Linked DNA regions of Homo sapiens: regions 1, 2, 4 and 5 are each linked to region 3. A link is a contact called in ENCODE Hi-C or POLR2A ChIA-PET data. All regions are on one chromosome and are shown on one strand. The core of a region is the stretch at or near the end of the contact, and the rest is flanking DNA. Distances in the headings are between cores, read along the strand shown.

What was found. A loop is a pair of places that touch in the nucleus more often than their neighbours do. ChIA-PET counts read pairs that join two places held with the same protein, here RNA polymerase II (POLR2A). Pooled maps may share reads with other maps.
Region 1: a map of CD4-positive, alpha-beta memory T cell shows a loop between it and region 3 (14-fold over the local background). The contact joins the promoter of ACTR2 here to the promoter of EHBP1 in region 3. A Hi-C loop is called at or near these places in 1 of 168 maps with a recorded cell type or tissue (CD4-positive, alpha-beta memory T cell) and 11 of 50 pooled maps. POLR2A ChIA-PET finds 5 or more read pairs at or near these places in 1 of 52 experiments (T-cell).
Region 2: a loop to region 3 is called in a map of B cell, with 19 times the contacts of the local background. The contact joins the promoter of SPRED2 here to the promoter of EHBP1 in region 3. A Hi-C loop is called at or near these places in 3 of 168 maps with a recorded cell type or tissue (B cell and CD8-positive, alpha-beta T cell) and 11 of 50 pooled maps.
Region 4: a map of CD8-positive, alpha-beta T cell shows a loop between it and region 3 (9-fold over the local background). The contact joins the enhancer-like site here to the promoter of EHBP1 in region 3. A Hi-C loop is called at or near these places in 2 of 168 maps with a recorded cell type or tissue (CD8-positive, alpha-beta T cell and naive thymus-derived CD4-positive, alpha-beta T cell) and 6 of 50 pooled maps.
Region 5: a map of naive thymus-derived CD4-positive, alpha-beta T cell shows a loop between it and region 3 (25-fold over the local background). The contact joins the promoter of RAB1A here to the promoter of EHBP1 in region 3. A Hi-C loop is called at or near these places in 1 of 168 maps with a recorded cell type or tissue (naive thymus-derived CD4-positive, alpha-beta T cell) and 9 of 50 pooled maps. POLR2A ChIA-PET finds 5 or more read pairs at or near these places in 1 of 52 experiments (CD4-positive, alpha-beta T cell).

Annotation. Positions count from the first base shown.
Region 1 is chr2:65,226,532-65,229,231 of GRCh38, reverse strand. It overlaps ACTR2 (actin related protein 2), which reads right to left and starts at 1,401. Exons shown (of 9, transcript NM_005722.4): 1 at 1,275-1,401. The coding sequence starts at 1,322. It overlaps LOC124907779 (a long non-coding RNA gene), which reads left to right and starts at 1,633. Exons shown (of 2, transcript XR_007086461.1): 1 at 1,633-1,751. RefSeq lists enhancers at 470-559, 632-1,520, 1,521-2,410 and a silencer at 1,060-1,249.
Region 2 is chr2:65,431,291-65,433,990 of GRCh38, reverse strand. SPRED2 (sprouty related EVH1 domain containing 2) reads left to right here and starts at 1,392. Exons shown (of 6, transcript NM_181784.3): 1 at 1,392-2,029. The coding sequence starts at 2,004. RefSeq lists silencers at 1,490-1,689, 2,460-2,509, 2,540-2,700.
Region 3 is chr2:62,704,442-62,707,141 of GRCh38, reverse strand. EHBP1 (EH domain binding protein 1) reads right to left here and starts at 1,429. Exons shown (of 23, transcript NM_001142616.3): 1 at 1,090-1,429; 2 at 1-245. RefSeq lists silencers at 1,093-1,172, 1,293-1,552 and an enhancer at 1,583-1,722.
Region 4 is chr2:64,748,705-64,751,404 of GRCh38, reverse strand. No RefSeq gene overlaps it. Among named protein-coding and RNA genes, the nearest start is that of SERTAD2, 96 kb to the right of the region's middle. RefSeq lists silencers at 1-682, 1,014-1,083. Within about 2 kb of position 1,309, at least 36 of the 41 ENCODE cell types and tissues checked have a DNase peak (open chromatin) inside an H3K27ac peak, as active enhancers do; they include CD8-positive, alpha-beta T cell, where a contact is called at or near this core.
Region 5 is chr2:65,128,710-65,131,409 of GRCh38, reverse strand. It overlaps RAB1A (RAB1A, member RAS oncogene family), which reads left to right and starts at 1,304. Exons shown (of 6, transcript NM_004161.5): 1 at 1,304-1,517. The coding sequence starts at 1,495. RefSeq lists silencers at 806-1,155, 1,656-1,705 and enhancers at 1,008-1,521, 1,266-1,525, 1,522-2,036.

The sequences.
Region 1 (2,700 bases), core at 152-2,651, 2.5 Mb before region 3:
AACATCAAAATGGTTAGAAATCACTATAGAAGTCATCCAGAATAAATAATATTTCCATCTTCTAATTTGCTGACTTTGCTACCCAAAATACATTTTTTTTTAATCTGGCAAGAGGGAGGTCTGAATGAAACAATTTTTTTTTTTTATAATTGAGACGGAGTTTCACTCTTGTCGCCCAGGCTGGAGTGCAGTGGCGCAATCTCGGCTCACTGCAACCTCCGCTTCCTGGCTTCAAGGGATTCTCCTGCCTCAGCCTCCCAAGTAGCTGGGATTACAGGCAAGCACCACCACGGCCGGCTAATTTTTGTATTTTTAGTAGAGACCGGGGTTTCACCACGTTGGCTGGGCTGGTCTCGAACTCCTAACCTCTGGTGATCTGCCCGCCTGGGCCTCCCAAAGTGCTGGGATTACAGAAACAATTTTCAAATAGTTTCTAAATCAGTGCTTTAGTCAGATTTTACAATTTTTGAATCTTAAAGGCTAACATTACCTGTATACTGAAACGAAGGGAAAAAAGGGGGCTGGGGGTGGGATAATCAACACTAATTAACTTCCCCTAAGGCTAGTGGAATTAACACTTGAGTCTTGCGGGATCCTAGGTCACCCAAAACCACTCAATGGAACATGCTGGTCTCCGTGGGCCTACTCCTGGGCCAAATACTAGTATGTAAAACAAAAAGTGAACGATGCGCTGCCGATCTGGACCCCTTCCCTCGAAAAAACTAATAAAAAGCCCAACAAACACAGCGAAAGGGCTGAGGTCCACACTCCATGACAGCACTTCCCTTTTTTTTTTTTTTTTTTTAAGTAAACCCGCTTCCTGCTTCTCGTTTGGTGTATCTTCAACTATACAGGAAGAGGAAGGCCTCTAGGTCTTTCTCCTTTTTACAAACCGGTGGCCCTGGGGAAAAGAGCCCTTCTCGGAACACACAAACCGAGCCTTTTACGCTTCCGTCCGCTTTAGCCCAATTGCCCCCGCATTAGCGCGGAGCAGGTCCCTGCCGGGCGGTCAGTAGGCTCCATGTCCAGTGCCGGTCTCGCCCGCCGCCCCCACCCGGAAGGGTGAGGGGGTGGCAGGCTAAATGGGTGGCAGGCTCAAGGGAGACCAGGGAACGGCCGGCTCGCTCCCACGCCCGCGGAGGTGGGAGGCACCGCCCCGCGCCCCTTCGCCCCGAGGGCCCGGAGGTGCAGCCCTGGGGGCCGAGGGCCCGTGCGCCAGCTGCTCGTCCCCGCCGGCGTCTGTGGCCGCCAAGGCCTCCTCGCGCGGCCCTTACCCCGGTGCCGTTGTCGCACACCACCACCTTCCTGCCCTGGCTGTCCATCGTCCGCCCAGGGAAGAGCCGCTGCAGCCGCACAACCTACAGCCACCGCCGCCCGGCCGTTTTCTCTTCTTCCTCTTGCGTCTTCCCGGCCCCTCCTTCGGCCCAACTTTTTTCCCCCGACCGGAAGCCGCCGCCGGGCTCCGCCCGTCATTTAGCTGAATGCCTGCACGAAAAGGGTGGGACGGGCAGGCAGCGCGACTGGCAGCGGTGAGCTCCAATAAAAGATGGAGGAGCGTCGAGGCCCCTCCCGCAGCTCCGCTTCCGGCTCGGCTGTCACGGTCGCTGCCCACCCGGGTTCTTCGCTGCTTCTAGTTCCGGGCGCTTTGCCGGGCGTTAATGGCGGCCAACATCGCCGGTGCTGCGGCTTTCTCCCTAAAGTGTCACAGGAGCTAAGGGCGCTGCTTAACGAACTGCAGAAGACGCAGGCAGGTGAAGGACACCGGTTCTGCTGCGGCAGTGGAATGTGGCGGAGAAGCTGGCGGGTAGGGCGGGGAGCAAGCCTGGAGGTCCTGGCGGACCCCACCATTCGACAGGGCTTGGTGTGTTATTGCTTCTAGGCCTTTTCAGCGGACAGAACTGGGATGGATACACACATGCTTATTTGAAATCATGCGTTTGTTCCATACTCCAATGTCAGCCCACCCCTTCTTTGCCCAAGTTGCTCTATGGTCAAGTGAGCGAGAGCAGGTGCCTGCATTTCCAGCCTCGTGGCTCACCGCCTCCTTCCAGTAGTCCCATGTTGCTTCACACCTCTTAAGTACATGTACTTCTGTGAACCCAGAGCCTTGGCTTTGAAATCAGACAACCCCAGTTTCAAACGTGGCGCTGCCACTCACGAGTTTTGTGATTTTGGCATACCCCTGTCTGCATGGGGATAATAACTTCTATCTCCATAGGTGTGGTGAGGATAAAAGTCTATGCATGGAGGAAATGTTCATTCAGTGGTAGCTATTTCTAATTCTGTTCTTCTGGACCTATGATTCTATCTACGATGCCTCATTTTTTTTCCTTTTTAATCAATTGGCAAACTTGTGCTCTGAGACCCAGCTTGTTACATCTCTGATGACAGCTGATATCCTCAGGATATTCCGTACTTCCTTTCTCCCTATTACTTTACTATGAATATATGAATAACATTGTGCTTATTGCATGCAACAAATATTTATTAGATGAATGACATTAAAATTCACCTTTAAAATGCCATCCTTTATGAGAGGTGAGAAATAGAACTTTTCCTTCGACATGGCTGTACATGTTCAACAACTAGAATAAAACAGTCATCATGAACCCTCAATCCAGTATTCTTTTTATAATATAGCTGCCTGTCAGTTTTCACTGTTCTTTTATTAGACCAGTGATTTTCAAACCTTTTTAAAGG
Region 2 (2,700 bases), core at 143-2,642, 2.7 Mb before region 3:
TCTGGATTGTCCCATGGACATTCAAGAGGATGGAAAAGTCTACTGTGTTTGGAGAGCAGCAAGGGATAGGGACTATGTCTCTTGTTTCTTTTTCTTTCTTTCTTTCTTCTTCTTTTTTTTTTTTTTTGAGATGGAGTTTTGCTCTTGTTGCCCAGGCTGGGGTGCAGTGGCACAATCTTGGCTCACCGCCACCTTCACCTCCTGGGGTCAAGCGATTCTCCTGCCTCAGCTCCCGAGTAGCTGGGATTACAGGCACGCGCCACCACGCCCGGCTAATTCTGTATTTTTAGTACAGACGATGTTTCACCATGTTGGTCAGGCTGGTCTCGAACTCCCGACCTCAGGTGATCTGCCCGCCTCGGCCTTCCAAAGTGCTGGGATTACAGGCGTGTGCCACCGCGCCCGGCCGGGGCTGCTTCTTAACGCGAGAAATTCCATAATTTCTACGGAAATGCAAACGTTTCTGGGCTGTGCTGGGTTGACCTTTTTCTTTGCATGAGTAATGATTCTTAAAAACATCCGTTCCTTGGCCGGGTGCGGTGGCCCATGCCTATAATCCCAGCACTTTGGGATGCCGAGGCAGGCGGATCACGAGGTCAAGAAATCGAGACCATCCTGGCCAACATGATGAAACCCCCTCCCTACTAAAAATACAAAAATTAGCTGGGCGTGGTGGCGCGCGCCTGTAGTCGCAGCTACTCGGGAGGCTGAGGCAGGAGAATCACTTGAACCCAGGAGGTGGAGGTTGCAGTGAGCCTAGATCGCGCCACTGCACTCCAGCCTGAGGACAGAGCGAGACTCCATCTCAAAACAAAACAAAACAAAAATCCATTCCTCTATTGAGACAAAAAAGAAAAAAAATCACAAGATTCACGTGAAACGGAAAAGCCTCTGCCTTTCAGAACCTTGGCAAAGTCGAACCCCCTCCCCTCTCTGGTTGGGTTGGGCTGGAGAAGCCAGCCCCTGGCACCTGCGCCGCCCCTACCTTCCCACCCCGCGGTGGGGGTAGTTGTGCCTCTGAGCCTGAGCACCTCTTCAGCTGTTTTACTCCCTCCCCTCCCTTGAGTTTCCCATCTCTGCCCCCGCCCAACCCCCCGATTTTTAATCTTGGTGTTTGGAAGGAGGGAGGGGGCAAAAACGGGAGCCAGATGTGTACGAGTCCTCCGCTCCCGCCTCCTCCCTCCTCTCGGGCTTCCTAAAACCCGGAGCCCTAATCAAGGAGGATTCGGAGCCAGACGGTCGCGGCGCAAGCAAACAACTCGGCTCCGCGGCTCCCCCGGGAGTGGAAGCCAGGAGGGAGGGGGAGAGGAAGCGGGGCGTGCTCAGTAGGCGGGACAAAGTTTTTTTTTTTTTCTTCTCCCTTTTTTTCGGTCGCAAGTAGGAAGCTTTTTGCACTCCACCACCTCTGGCCGCTGGGAAGACGTCATCGCTTCCGCCCTACTTCCTCCTCCTGTTGGCGGCGGTGAGAATCCAATATGGAGTAAATCGGTGGAGTCGAGAGATGGGGCTCGGACGGGGCGCCCTGCACCGCCTCCCAGGCGCACCTCCCCCGGCCGCCGACCGCTCCCCGGAACCGTGATTGGCCCGGCCCCCCGGGGGCGACCCCGGACTGAGCCCCCCCACCCGCGGCCGGCGCTCTCCTCCTCCTCGCAGCAGTCCCTGCCGCTCCGAGGCGCGCTTGTTTTTCTCCTGCTCTCCCCCACCGCCGTCCCCTTCCCAAATCTCGCCCCCTCTGCCCGCTCCCGAGCCCCCGGAGCCTCCGCCCGCCTCTCCCCACGGCGCTGCGGCGTTCACTCCCCGCGCAGCCTGCCTTTGCACCCCTTCCCCCAAACCCTATCCCGCGCCCTGCTTCCCCTTCTGCTGCGGCGCCCTCTTCATCTCTAGCCGCCCCCCCTCCCCAAATCAGGCGATCTCCGGAGATGTGAAGAAGGGGGGCGAGCGGACAGGAAGATGAAGGGAGCAAAGCTGCCCGCCGCGGGACAGGCGTCTAGGTGAACAAGAAAATGACCGAAGAAACACACCCAGACGAGTAAGTTTGGTCGCGGGGTGGGACGAGGGTGCCCCTCAGGGGCAGCGTGGGGGCCGGGGCTGAGGATGCGGGCGGGGACGCTTATTGGGTGAACTTGGCGTGGGGTGCAGCGACTCGCTGACCTTTCGGCGTTGGGACGCGAGGCTTCCCTGCTTGTTGAAGTGAGGAGAGGGCAAAAACTGCTGCGGGCTGGCGGGCGCACGCCTAGGGTCGGCGGGCTGGTGGCAGCTCCGGGGGCCAAGGGCGTGCGGGTGACCTCCCGGCGGTCTCCGCTCCCTCTCGGAGGACTTACAGCTCCCCCGCCCCCGAAATCCTCGGCGGCTAGAGCGGAAGACCTGACACCCCCACTCCGGCTTCCCGGGGCTGGTGGGTTTTTGCACAGTGACTTTGTGACTCCCGCCGCCCCGCGAGCCCTGCAGTCCGCTCCGGAGCCCACTGGGGCCTAGGCTCCGCCATTTCGTTTTCTTGAATCGCTCTCATTTGCATACCACATTTTCATTCATAAAAAACACGGCGGAGCGAGAGGAGGACAGGCGCGGGCTGCGCGGGGGTCTGGTGCGCCAGGGTCCCCGCGCGGGCCGGCGTGCTGGAGCCGCCCGAGGGGCCCCGCGGCGCGTGAGTGCCTGTGCACGCGCTTGTGGCCGGCACACGCGTCCTGCGGGGTCGGGCGG
Region 3 (2,700 bases), core at 180-2,679:
TTAATAATGCAGAGGGTCCAAAGCAAAGGAACTTTGCATGTATGTCTTTTAAAAACTCAACTACAACTCGAAATGATGCTTGGGGTCCATAAGTCTTCTCCCTGTTTCACAGGGTAAATCCCATCTTAGATGAATGGCCCAGTCAAGAACACTATGATATACGTGACAGGATGAGTGGGAAGGGGTTCCCTCATGGAGACATCACCATGCCACCTCAGGGGCTATATGATGGGTATTCTGGAGGGCTGAAAAGCAAAACAAAGACAAAAAGAGAAAGAATATGAGGAGAGAATCATGAGAAATGACTAACCACCCATGTTAAATAACGCTGCAAAAGACCATCCCAGTTCTCTGCATGTCTTTTAAACAATGAAACAAAACACTGACCTCAAAAGCCAGTAACATCAAGGATGCAAGACACCAAGGAAGAAATTACAATTCACACCGAAGACGTGGAGCGACACATCAGGTAGTCAGCACCAACAACAATCCAGAGAGACGGTAACTCGGGGCCCTACCTCCCCCTGTTAGCATCACTGAAGGGCGAGCAGAGCGGGAAAGTCTAGGGATGCTGTTTAATGTCCACCGCCAGAAAGAGGGAGAAGTGGAGTATTTTTTAATAAACTTTGTTTTTCAGTCGATAATTAATAGCCTCAAGTCCGACAATATGTGCTTGGAACAAATTAGGGAGCCAGGAGGAATGCTATTTTTCAGTCGGAGGGAGGAAATGGATGGGGAACGAGGAGTGGAGGGAAATCTCCAGGCAGAGAGAGGGCAATGTCCCGGCTCCAGGCCACTTGGGCTCCTTCGCTGCCAACCGGAGGGAAATGGAAACTCCTGCCTGGGGGTGAAGCAATGACCAGCGGGGCAAGTGGACTGTGCAGGGTGCGGTGCCTCCCTCCCCCATCCTCAGGGAAACAGTCCGCCGGAGCCCAGTCTCCTCACGCACGGAGCCCAGACCCCTGCCCCCCAGCGGAGACAGGCGGTGGCTCGTCCGCGGTCCCTGTCACCCAGGCGATACCAGAAGACCCCAGCCCGGACCCCGAGCCCCGGCCCCGCCGCTCGTCCACTCCCGCCCCCTCCTCACACCTCTAATCCCGCTGTCGGGCTGAGTCTGGCCCCGTTCCCTTCTCATAGCCGCTCCTCCGTCGCCGCCGCAGCAGCAGCCGCCGCCGCCACCGAGTCCTCCATCCCCGCCGGAGCCACATGGAACAGCCAAGCCAGCCACGGCGCTCGCGGTAGCCGGGATCTGCAGCCCCTCAGGCGGACGGCGCCCCTCACGCCCACCCCCTCCCTGACAGATCGCCCCGCGACCGTCCCCCACCCTACCAAGCCCTGCCAGAGCCACCGCTCAGCGCCCAGCACCCCCTCCCCCGCCTTTCTCCTCCGCCACCATCATCATTACCTCCCCCGCCGCACCTCTCACACTAACCCTACCCACGGCAGCTCAACCTCCACCGCCCCGCCGCCATTGGCCAGGCCCCGCGCGTGCCCCGCCCACCTCGGCGGCCGGGTCTTACAGCGGCTGGGGCACCTCATTGGTAGAACTGCCTGCCCATCACAGGGGCTCCGCCTTGCCCTTGCTCGGGAGGTGGTTTTTCCCCGAAGCCGGAATGCGACGCACAGGCTACCTTTTTTTTAAAAAAAAAAAGAAGGAACCGACTAAGGACGATCCCGCCCGTTCTTCTGATTGGCTTGGAGAGGGAAGCGATAGGCGGGAGGAATAGGGAGTGTTTATAGTGAACTGCAAGGTGATTGCAGAAGGTGGCTGTCCGTCAAAGGCGCCGCTGGTGCGGGGCTGGGTTTCTGGCCCCTAAGGGTGATTGCAGACCTAGAGATTGGCTTCGCTGCAGCTGTGGGCAGTGCAGCTGCCTGTGGGTTTCTCTCCTGTTCTCATCTCCGCCAGGACCTGGGCGCGCCCTCTCCTCCGCCACTGGCAACTAGGGTTTTTGCGCATAGCCTTTATTTCACCAGTTCCTCCTGGGATCTTACCTGACAACCTGAAGTAATGACCCTGTCAGGCACCCCCCGACACCCCGGCCGCTCCCCGCCCAACATAGAGTCAACTGGTCTTCAGTGGGATTGAATCAGCTGAGCTAGACACAAAATGTGTACAGTACAATTTCTTATTGTTCGGAGTCTTCAACATTTCTTTGAATCTTGGTTTCCTCTTCGCTGTCGGACTCTTTTGCCCCTAGTGAGAACTGTAGATGGATTTGGGAACAGCTAGCATATAAAAAGGGTGGTCAAAGGCAAAAAGGAGGAGGCAGAGTGAGGGCAGGGACACTCAATCTTGTTAAAAGAGCCAAGGGCCCTTTTGAGAATATGAAAGCTACAGATACTTTCTCAAGGGGGAAAAAGTGTTCTGTCTCAAAACACAAAAAATTGTTTTCAGTTTTAGGTGGTTCACAGACCCCTGGTGTGGAGAAAGAGGACAAAGAATGAAACTTCAGGGGAATCCTAGCATCTAAGGAATAAACAGAGTAAAATGGGAAAGAGACCGAGAAGGAATAATCAGAGAAGTAGGCGCATCAGCAAGCTATGGGCAGACAGTTTGGAAAAAAAAGAGAGGCAAGCTAACATAAAAAGAAAGCAAGCGGGATGGGTTCTGGAAACAAGGATCATTCAATCTTACGAAGGTTGGAAAGCAGGGTGCATGGACAAAGTAGCTTGAAAGGTGTTAGGGTCTAGGGAGGATTC
Region 4 (2,700 bases), core at 60-2,559, 2.0 Mb before region 3:
GCTGCGGAAGCCCTCTCCTCCCCATTGGCCACACGCTCGCGTCCATCACTCCCGCGAGGCGCTCGGATTGGCAGAAGGCGCACTTCTGGAGCGAGGAGGGCCGAGTGACTCCGCGGGTCTCCGGCGCCTCCTCCTTCCCTCCACCCCACACTTGAACGTCCACCCACCTCTCCCCACCCCCCACTCCACTGCCCCCGCCCCGCTCGCGGCAGTGTCCTTAGAAGACTCATTGGGCCAGGGGTGCAGCCAGCCGCTTAACGAGCCGCGCCGCCATAGGTCGAGGCCCACGCCCGTCGGAACGATGGGCCTCACCATTGGGTAGCTCCGCTCCGCTCCGCCCCCTCAGCTCCTCACCCTCTCGTCGCCGCCTCCTAGCTCACCTCTTTCTCGGCCCCCTTACCCCGCCCGTCCCCGCCGCATCACCCCTGTCCAGCTGGGCGGGGATTGCTGTACGACTCTGTAAAGTCTGTGAGTCACTGCACAACCCATCAATCCAATTAAATGTCTTGAGCGAGCCGAGCAGGCGGTGCTGCCGCCCGCCGCCGCTCGCCCCGCCGCGGCCGCCCCTGCTCCTGCTTGCAGCGCCCCTCTGATCCATGGCTGTCTGTCTGTACTTGTTACGGTGTAACATCCTCCTCCTCCTTCTCCTCCTCCTCCTCGGGAGCCGCTGCAACTTCCCCTCAGCCAGCCTCCTCCTCTGCCTGGGGACTGCAAAGGCATGGGATAGACCCAGAGCCGCTTCCCTCTGTCTCCCCTCCAGCCCTCGCTCAATTTTCCCCCCTTTAAATTAAAGTCTGTTCCTCGCTCCTCGTCGTTTTAGAGATTTATTGGTTGGTCTATTATTTCCCCTGATTTTATTTTCCCTCTCTGGGGCAGAGATCGTAGGGGCCGGTGGGTTTATTTTAGGGAGGGGGCGCTCCATCACCCCACCCCTCCGTTTCTCCTTCTCCCTTTTCGGCCGTGACTTGATTTCCCCGCTCCTCTGCGCTCCCACCCCTCGAACTCACCGTCCTGTACTCGAGTGACGCACAGACACCCCCCGCCCACAGCCCAGACGCCCCCTCCCTCGCTGCCACCCCGACCCGTCTCGGAGCTGGACTGGGTGCCGACTTCTTCGCAGAAGGGTGAGTGCTGTGCTGGGTTGGGTGAGGAGGATCTGAAAAAATGTGGTGGCCGGTCCACTGTTGGGGAGGGCAGGGATCAGGTTGTGGGCTGCAGGTTCCCGGTCCGGCGTGGATTTAAGGTGGCGACTCCCTCCTTTCCTCCCTCCCTCGCTCCCGCTTCCTCCGCCCCTCAGCTCCTTATTCACCAGCCTTGCTGTATATCTAGGTATTGCCAGACTTCCACCATCGGGGCATTATAACGCTTATAAAACATTTGGTAATGGCATGCTTTCTGTCTTTAGGATGCTTAGAGAGCAGTGATAGCCACCAATGTGATCTGATAGATTCTATCACCTGCAAAAAGTGTAAAAGGGACGATGGGTACGTTTTCTTCTAATTCAAAGTTAAACTTTTATTCAATAAAGGCAAGGCAGAAAGGTATTTTTAATTTTAATGCGTGGCGATAGGGCAGCGATAAAGCAGAGAAAGACAGATTGTCTAGTGGCATTGCTTAGTGTTTTTATTTGAAAATAGTTTTATGGGTTCCCTATTGAAAAAATATCAAGTCCGTATCAAAGGTTATGAAGTCTTTGAACCTGTTGGGGGAAAGCAAGGTAAGATGGAAATCCAGCTTGACACTTCATCTTTAGCTCACCTCTGTTACAGGGAGGCATTACAACACAGAGTTTTAAATTTCTCAGTCACTGGACACAATGGAGCATGTTAAGGATATGAGAGAAATATGGATTATTTCTCTTTTGATATCCATCTTTTGTGTACTTCATTGCTTGTTCAGCAATGTCATACTACAGAATTTTGTAAAATTTTGATTTGGTTTCTTGGTTGTCCATAGCTCAGAAGTACAAATACCTGTCTATATATGCTTTATGAGGATGTTGCCATATGCATCTTTCATATTTTGTTTGAAATAAAAGTAAAAATTATGAGAAATAGTTGCTCAGAGTTGGCTTCTGAGGTTGCTTTTTAGAATTCAGCTGTTTTAAAATGGTATTACTCTTTTTGAGTCAAGTTCTGGGCTAGTTGTCCACAAGATTCAAATGAGGCCAAACCAAACATGTTTTGAAACATTAAAGTACAGGAAAGGCCTCTTAATAGTTCATTCTCTCCTTCTCTTTCAGAGTAACCAGAATAAGTTGTTACTAAATTTAATTTTAAAGAATAGACTGTTCCTGTACCGAAATCTGCCAAGTTGCTACAGAAATATTTCTTTTTAAAGAGCAGAAATGTGTTTATGATCAGCCCAAAGTAGTAAAGATGAAAAGTGACTTAAATGTAAATGCTGTCTTAAAGAAATGCTTGTCATAAGCCCCAAAACCTTCCAGAGTGTTTCAGGAAGACTTACACAAAACCTTTTTGAATTGTTTAGTAAATTTTATCATGTGACCTTTTTTATGAGTGTAAGACTGAATTATTGAAAGACCTCATAGCACAAGGGAGCCATGCTGCCAGAGTTTGAATCTTACCACCATCCCTCACTGGCTGTGTGACCTTGGGGGACGTTTCTAACCTGGCTTTTGTGGGTTTTGTCCTGTAGATGGAAAGAATGACTTCTCAAGGGGTTGTTGTAAGGTTGCAT
Region 5 (2,700 bases), core at 55-2,554, 2.4 Mb before region 3:
ACAATTTTCTTAGTTCTTAGAAGTTGGAAGATAAACTTTGGACAATGTATTACACTATGCCCTTTGTAATTAAATAACTCAAGATAATGTGTTAAAGTTTAGCGGAGATTTAAATTCCTGAGCTGATTAAAGAGAGCTGTTAAGGCCATAGGTTTTTTAAAAATGAGTTAATATTACTCCCAGAAATTGTAGGCACTATATAGTGATGAATTGCCTATTTTTATTGCTTATTATTTTCCAGTCTTGCAGAATGGCTCAGGGTTAGTAGCAACTAAAAGATAATACATTACAATTCAACCTGAAGGCCGGGACGAAGGTAGGAATTGGATTTTAGGCTGGCTCTGGGCTGTGTCCCTCCCATCCATGGGATGTGGAGCCATTGAAGGTTGTGGGGTCACGATGCAGGTGCTGTCTCAGAAAGATACATCCGACTGTGTGTGCAAATGGGCTGGGGCGGAGAGGAGAGAGAGAGGTAGAGTCCATTTGGAGACTACTGCAATAGCCAGGCTGACGAGTTAAGAGCGGGGCACAGTAAGAATGGGAAGAAATCTAAGAAGAAAATGGTAGTGCGCGGGGCCAACAATGGACGATGACCGAACCCAGGTGGGGATGGGTGAGTGACGAGAAGAACCGCTCCGTGCCGTCCAGGGAGCCCCTTGACTTCCCTTCTGTTCTTAGAGCGGACGTCCTCCTACCAGCCCCCAACCAGCGCCACCAGGGTGGCGCAAGCCTCAAGCTGGTCAGGTCAGCAACAGCCGCAACGGAGGCAGGAGCCGACACGCTCGTACCCCGGCCCCCTCCCCGCCCCCGCACCCCCGGCAGTCCCTCCGGTTTGACCACTCCCCCCGGTCCCTTGCCTCCCCCGACCCCCAGCCTCCGTCGGCCGCCGGCACCACCCTCCGCCCCTCTCCGCCCCCTCCCCCGTGGGGCGCTGACTCGCCCGGCTGCCACGTCTCACTGATGACATCACTAGGGCAGCTCGGCCTTAGCCAATCCGCCAGGGGGAGTCCGAGCGAAGTCCTAGCCAGCGAGTCAGAGGGGAGGGGAGCAGGGAGGGGCCGAGGGTGGGGAGGTGAGGGAGTGGGGAATGGGGCGGGCGACAACCCTTCAGGTACGCATGCCCCAGAGGCGCGGCGCTTGGCGGGAAGCTGAGTCCTGGCCTTGCGTCGCACTGTCTGTCCTCAGCTCGCGTAGCCGCGCTCGCGACTCCCTTTCCCGGCATGCCAGGCGGTGCGGCCGCCCTCTGGGCCGTGTAAAGGCCCCTCGGTCTAAGGCTTCCCTATTTCCTGGTTCGCCGGCGGCCATTTTGGGTGGAAGCGATAGCTGAGTGGCGGCGGCTGCTGATTGTGTTCTAGGGGACGGAGTAGGGGAAGACGTTTGCTCTCCCGGAACAGCCTATCTCATTCCTTTCTTTCGATTACCCGTGGCGCGGAGAGTCAGGGCGGCGGCTGCGGCAGCAAGGGCGGCGGTGGCGGCGGCGGCAGCTGCAGTGACATGTCCAGCATGAATCCCGAATAGTGAGTTCAGGAGAGCACCGGTCGGCTGGGTCCGTGGGCCAGCTTGGGGGATCTTAAAGGGGTCGAGGAGGGTTGGGGCAGAAGTCGGGGCATCGGCTGGGGTGAGGCGAGGGTGATGGGTCAGGAGAGGCTGGCGGCCGGGAGTCGGGCCCCATTGTCTGACGCGGAGGGGCGGCCGCGCGGGGGAGGGGTCGGGCCGGAGGGGTGAGCCGCCCGGGCCTGGACCGGGTCAGGTTAGAGGGCCTGACTGCGGGGCGGGTGCTGAGGAAGCCTGCCGAGGGGCCTGGGGCGGTGTGAAGGGGTATCTTCTCTCGGAGGCAGTGACTTTTGAAGGAGGACTTGTCTCTAAGGGGAGGGGATGGGGTGGGAGAGCCCTTCTAGAGGGCACTGTCAGACCCTGCGCCCGCACTCTGCGGAGCTGTCAGGATCTTCGGGGTAGAAACCAGCTTTACTTGTAAATCCTGAGCTTGTTGGCTCTCTCTCCTTCCATCCTCCCCGCCAGGTTTCAGGTAATATGGATGCTTTTCGGGACTGCGTGGGATTGAGGGGAATGAGTAGATGGTGAGAAGCAACTGAACATTTATTAGTTCTCTTTTTGAGTTGTGTCTTGGAGGAGTTGTTTAAGAGCTCGCCGGGTCCATTGCCCTCCTATAAAAACCTGGGCATTTGTGAGAATTTTGTTTTTTTTTTTTTTAAAGAGGACACCTAAGTCATTTTGTCTTCTGTGGGTCAAGGGAAAAAAAAAAAACTAAAGCCAAGAAATGTCTTTTTGATACTCGCAGATTAAAGGAAGCTTGCTGTCAAGTTGAAAGAGAAACGAACGGGACCTATGATAGATCTGTATGTAGGTTTTGGATTACCTGCTTGGATGCTTGCAGATAGGGAATGAGGTTCCATGACGTGTCATGAAAAGTTAATGCATTTCTTTTTCTTGCTTACTCAAGAAGTCACCACAGCAGATGTGACACACCTGGCACCTTTCCTGGGAACTGGTGTTCACTTCCCTTGGGTAGAGTTTGTTGGGCTCTCCTCAATGGCCCTTTAAAAATTTCCTCTACAGTTTACATGCATGTAAAGTAATGAATAATTGGAAGAGACCGAATTGGTATTCCTTTTCAGTGTCAAAGGCCTTTGAGGGATGGGGGAACATCAGTATTTGTTGTAAAAGTTGAGTTTATTTGCT